Regions from separate parts of the Homo sapiens genome. Here region 2 is linked to region 1. A link is a loop called in an ENCODE intact Hi-C map of the cell type or tissue named here. Cell type or tissue: mesothelial cell of epicardium. All regions are shown on one strand. Links, peaks and the distances in the headings refer to the core of each region. The heading gives the core; the rest is flanking DNA.

Region 1 (2,930 bases), core at 286-2,785:
TACCAATGAAGGGACTACAGAATATTTTAGTTCCCTTTACTCTTTTCCTGCTTTTTGTGTTATTATTGTCATGAAGGTTTTTTTTTTTTACATAAACACCTTAATATAAGTGTTTTTATACAGTCAGTATTCATTATATATATATATCCACATACTTTTCTGGTTTTGGTATCAAGGTAATGCTGGTTTCATAGAATTAGTTGAGAAGTATTCCCTGCTTCAATATTTTAAAAGTGTTTGTGTAGAATTAGTATTGTTAACTGTTTGGTAAAATTTCCCAGTGAAGCCATCTGGACCTGAAGTTTTCTTTGTAGGAAAGTTTTAAACTATAAATTCAACCTCTTTAACAGATACAGCACAATGCAAATTACCTATTTCTTTTTGATTGAGCTTTGGTAGTTTGTGCTTTCATGGAATTTTTCCATTTTATCTAAGTGTTGAACTGATTGCCATAAAGTTGTTATTTTACTCTTTTTCTATCTTTTTAATATGAATAGCCTTTGTGGTTATGTTAACTCTCTCATTCCTGACAATGAAAACTTGTGTTTTCTTTTTTTTTTTTTCTCATCAGCCTGGGTAGAAGTTCACCTCCTCCCTGAGCCCCCCAACCTCCCACCCACCAAAAGAATCAGTTTTTGGTTTCACTGATTTTCTTTACATTTCATTGATTTTTGCTCATGTATTATTTTCCTTCTTCTGCTTATTTTGGCTTCATTTGCTCTTTTTTTTTTCTTTTTTCTCTTTTTTTTTTTTTTTTTTTTTTTTTGAGGTGGAGTCTTGCTCTGTCACCCAGTCTGGAGTGCAATGGCGTGACCTCAGCTCACTGCAACTTCCACTTCCCAGGTTCAAGTGATTCTCCTGCCTCAGCCTCCCGAGTAGTTGGGATTACAGGCGCCCGCCACCACACCTAGCTAATTTTTGTATTTTTAGTAGAGACAGGGTTTCACCACGTTGGCCAGGCTGGTCTCGAACTCCTGACCTCAAGTGATCCTCCCACCTCGGCCTCCCAAAGTGCTAGGAGTATAGGTGTGAGCCACCGCACCCGGCCTGCTCTTCTTTTTTTAGCTTCTTAAGGTAGAAGTCAAGATCACTGACAGGACTTGAGGGCAAGAATCCCAAATAGAAGGGTAGTACATTTTGCATAAGTTTTCCTTTCAGTGAATCTGCTGATCTTAAAAGCTTATGTATAAGAGTTGAAGAAACAAAGCAAAGAGCAGCAGCTTAGAACCTGGGAATCCAGGTGAGTCTTCCAGCAATCTCTCAGGCTAGGTGACAGAAATTAGAGATCAGTTCCTACCAATGAGGAGAGGCCCTGGTGTACCTTCCAGGCTTCCTGTTAAGATGCTGGAAGAGTAACAGCACAGGTGTAAGTTGGAAATACAACAGCATGCACAAAGGACTGAAACTCAGCTTCAAATGAGCTCATTCCAGACTGGATTAAAGTGATCTATTCCTACTCTGCCTATCTGCCAAATAGTAGTAAATATCTAGAAAACGAAAACACTGGCCAGAGACTCAAATTACACTTACAATTTTCAAATATAGTATCTGGCATTCAATCAAGTAATTACCAGACATGCCAAAAGATAGGACCAGTTGAACAAAACCAAGGAATAAAACAGACTTGAGAACAGACTCACAGATGATACAGATTAATTAGAGTTATCAGGCATAACTTTAAAATAACTGTGATTAATTTGTTCAAGACAATACTGGGCACAATGGAGAATTTCACTACAGAAGAATTATCAACAATAAAAAGAATAAAATGTAAATTCTCCACCTGAAAAACACAAATTGTTGAAATTAAAATTTTGCTAAAATTAAAAACTGAATAGACAATGAAGAAAAGAGGATTAACTAAAGGACAGGTCATTAGAAGATATCCAGAGTGAGCAGAGACTTAAAAAGGCTGGTTTCACCAGTATATGCAAATGTTAAAACTAATCAAATGGCACACTTTCAACATATGCAATTTATTGTATATCAGTTATTCCTCAGGCATGTATTGTTGCTACAATGGAACAAGAATCATGGTGGCATCATATTTCTTTTCTGTGAAATCATTTTCTAGAAGACAACAGAGCAATAATTTGAAAATTCTCAAAAACTACTACTTTCATTCTAGAATTCTACGATTAACTAAATTAGCAATTATGTGAGGACTGTTTTTAAACATGCAAGTCGCAGAGTATTTACATCCTGGGCACATTTTTTGAAAAAATCTTAATAAGGTATCATAAATAGAAAATGGAGTACAAGAAAAAAGACTGAAGCTTCAAGAAACAGTGACACTTACCTAAGAGTGTGACAAAAAGAAATTCCAGAATGACAGATAAGCAGTAGGCTTGGAAAGCAACTAGTTCCAACTGGACCACGGAAAAGTTATCTTACAGAAGACAGTGAGTTTTATCAAAAGGTTGTATGGTGAAGAAGATGAATGTTTTAATGTTATGGTGAATGTATGTATTGTATATATTAAAATTAATGTGTATAATGTATATATTGAAAATAAAGAAGAAAGGTAATTAAAAGCCTAGGTGGGCACTGTACAAGAAATGTGAAGCAACTAAAATAAAGTACAATTTTCTCTGTGCATAAGAAAGATAATTAATTTAATGTGATACCTGGAACATTCTCCTTCAAGAGGTAGTGACATAGGATTCTGTTTCCTTCTCTGAGGTTCCAATAACACTGTTTGACTTCACAATTCACCATATTTTCACAGTCCACTGTATATGTTCAGTGTATAATAATTTAATCAAATGCTATTTTTTTCTAGTTATAGTTACAGAGAAGAATATAAATGCCTTAAATATCAATGTTGTAAAAATAATGAAATACTAGCAGATGTTGCAAAGTAAAATTAGAGAAAGAAGGAAGAAGGAACTGTAAATATGCTTATTTTCTTACTTTACAAAGTGATATAC
Region 2 (2,930 bases), core at 279-2,778, 110 kb after region 1:
AAAATAAGTATTAAGTTTATACTGAAAGCACTTAGAAGTCCAGACTAAAAATAAATTCAGTCCCACTCTGATTGTAAGGGAAATCTATTAATGGCTATACATTTTACAACAAATTTTTCCTAATACATATTCACTATAGGGAGTTTGAAAATCAAAAAGTGAAAAAAAATCACATCAACAAGTATCAGTCACCTGCTTAGTTTTTTTTCTTCAATGTAAACACATGCCTACATTTTTAAAACACAAATTGTTTTTATTCTAGAGCAACAACTTTGTTGAAATTTTAAAATACTACAAGAACAATTTCTCACATTATTAAATCTTCCTTGAAAGCCTGTTTAAATAGTTGTATATTTCAACTCATACTATAATTTTAAAAACTATTTTGCTATTGTAGTTGCTTCTAATATTTTGCTATTACAGTAAACTTGTGTATGAATCTTAACAGCAGTTCTTATTGTCTTAGAACTAGCTAAAGGGAGAACTAAAAGAAATGCATTTTTACAAGTGCATTTTAATAGGTATTAACTATTTGCTAGAAATAGTAATTTAGACTTCTACCAGCAGTGTATATAAAATGTTCACCTCACTGTATCCTTCTGACTTGCACAGATATTTTCATCTTATTACAACTTTACTTAATTGTTAGGTTGAAATAATAACACCCTCTAAAATTTGGGTTTCTTTGATAGAGAGAAATTTGTTTCTTCCACAGTAAATGGTATGTAGTGGCTCTTTACATATTTTATGTAAATGTTTTATATAAACCAACTATAAATGTATATAAATCAAGAATAAAACAAAACCTTAATAATATGCAGTTATCACATATACATATATATTTGTGGCAAATAATTTTCCTAATTCATGACATGGCTTTAAAATTATGTGTTAATAAATGACCCAGCAAATCCATTCTGAGGTATACATCCAAGAGAAATGAAAACATACATAAAAACTTGAACAAAAATGTTCACAGCAGCATTATTTATAATACTTGAAAGGTATAAATAATCCAAAAGCCTACCAACTGATGAATGAACAAAATATCTCACACACCCACACCCACACATACACACACTGGAATACTACTTAGCCATAAAGAAGAATGAAGTACTGATACATGCTGCAATGCAGACCACCTCTGAAAACATTATAAGTGAAAGAGGTCAATCATAAAAACCCACATATTGTATGATTCCATGTATATGAAGTATCTAGAGGAAAATAGATTAGTGTTGTCTGGGGCTGGTAAAGAAAGGACAACGGAGAATGACTGCTAATGAATGCGTTTCTTTTTGGGGTGATAAAAATGTTCTATTTTCACAACTCCATGACTATACTAAAAAAATCACTGACTTGTACATTTTAAATCAATGAATTGTATGATGTGCAATTATGAACCAATAAAGCTGGGTTTGTCTTTTTAAGAGATGGGGGGGTCTCACTATGTCATCCAGGCTGGAGTGCAGTGGCTATGCAAAGGCATGATCATTGCTCACTATAGCCTTAAACTCCTGGGCTCAAATGATCTCCTGCCTCAGTGTTCTGAGTAGCTGAGGCCAGGTGCGTGTCACCATGCCTAGCTTCAAGCTGTTTTTAAAATGTATATATTAATATGGTATGGTCTACTAAGACTCCTGCAAAAACAGTGAATTTGTCTCATCTAATTTTTAGAAAAGTTTGTAATATGCATATTTCTTGAAGCTATGCTGTTAGGTAACAGATTGCTCAGGGCAATCATACTTTCTTGGAAGACTGTTATTAACATGAAATATCTTTCTTTTTCCTATTTCATGATTTTGCCTTAAGTTCTATTTTGTCTAAGGTCAACATTGCTATGGCTGTCTTTTTCATTTATGTGGAATATTTTAATCCAAATCTTTAATATCAAGGTTGTTTTTTTTTTCTTTAGGAGTGTCTCTTGCACATATGTAAGTTAGAGCTGTACTTTATTTTTTAAAGTCTTAAGTTCTATTAATAGGGGAAGTTAGCCCATTCACTTTTAAATACCTATTACTTATTCCTATCTCCTTATATTTTGTTGTTTATTTCCTATACTTTCTTATTTTCTTTTCTCTACCTTTGGATGAAATTATAAACTTTTTACATTTTACTCTCATGATTTATATTAAATATCTTATTGGTGGTTGTTCTTCATATGTTTCAGGTTATATTTTTAATCAAATTCTAGAGTTAATTTATATCTGAATCTTTTTCCTGAAAAAGAATCTTAATACTTTTTATCATTTCTTTTTCTTCTACTCTCCCATGTTGAACTGATCTGATCTAGACTTAAATATTTAAAGATTAACATTATAGATTTTAAAAACTATCAGGCTCAACTATACATTTTACTGTGTGTACATGTTTCCCATGTTATGTCTTTCCCTTCTTTGGACACTCCCCTGCTTTTTGGAAGGGAGTACTTCCATCAATTCTTTCAAAGAAGGTGTGAAACAATCAGAGAAGGTTCAAAATTGTTTTTATTTTCCACTCACACTAAATTGATGGTTTGCCTGATTTAGAATTATGAGTTCAAAATGTTTTTTCCCACAACTCCACAACTACTGCATTCTATCTTCTATCATTTATTTTTTATCAATAATAGGACTGTTGTCAATCTCATTCTTTCCTTTGCAGATAAACTGTTTGCTCTCTGAATACTTTTAGTCAGTTCCTCTTTATCACGTATTCTGAAATTTCATAAGCAGGAATTTAGTGTTGGCCTTTTGTTATTCTTTACTTCTGCATTCATAAGGTGTTTTCAGAAGACTTGTCTGTCTTCAGTTCAGGAAAATTTCCTATTACTTCTGTGATTATAACTCCATACTATTTCAATTTTACATCAGATGAACGCTGAAGGTTTAGAACGTCCTCTGTATCATGTGACTTTTTGTTCATGCTTTCCACCTTTTTCAGTTCAAAAC

Evidence for each region. Hi-C counts contacts between places; a loop is a spot of excess contacts. Peaks named below come from ENCODE experiments on the same cell type or tissue, not always from the same donor. Only the 100,000 strongest peaks of a DNase experiment are listed, where the experiment ranks them.
Region 2: it touches region 1 in a loop (22-fold over the local background); 2 of 110 quality-filtered maps call a loop at or near these places.

What each region holds. Positions count from the first base shown.
Region 1 is chr2:45,365,733-45,368,662 of GRCh38, forward strand. No RefSeq gene overlaps it. Among named protein-coding and RNA genes, the nearest start is that of LINC01121, 110 kb to the left of the region's middle. In mesothelial cell of epicardium, for the core only: no CTCF peak of the experiment used is centred there; no DNase peak of the experiment used is centred there.
Region 2 is chr2:45,471,058-45,473,987 of GRCh38, forward strand. All of the region lies in intron 16 of SRBD1 (S1 RNA binding domain 1), which reads right to left. Among named protein-coding and RNA genes, the nearest start is that of SRBD1, 140 kb to the right of the region's middle. In mesothelial cell of epicardium, for the core only: no CTCF peak of the experiment used is centred there; no DNase peak of the experiment used is centred there.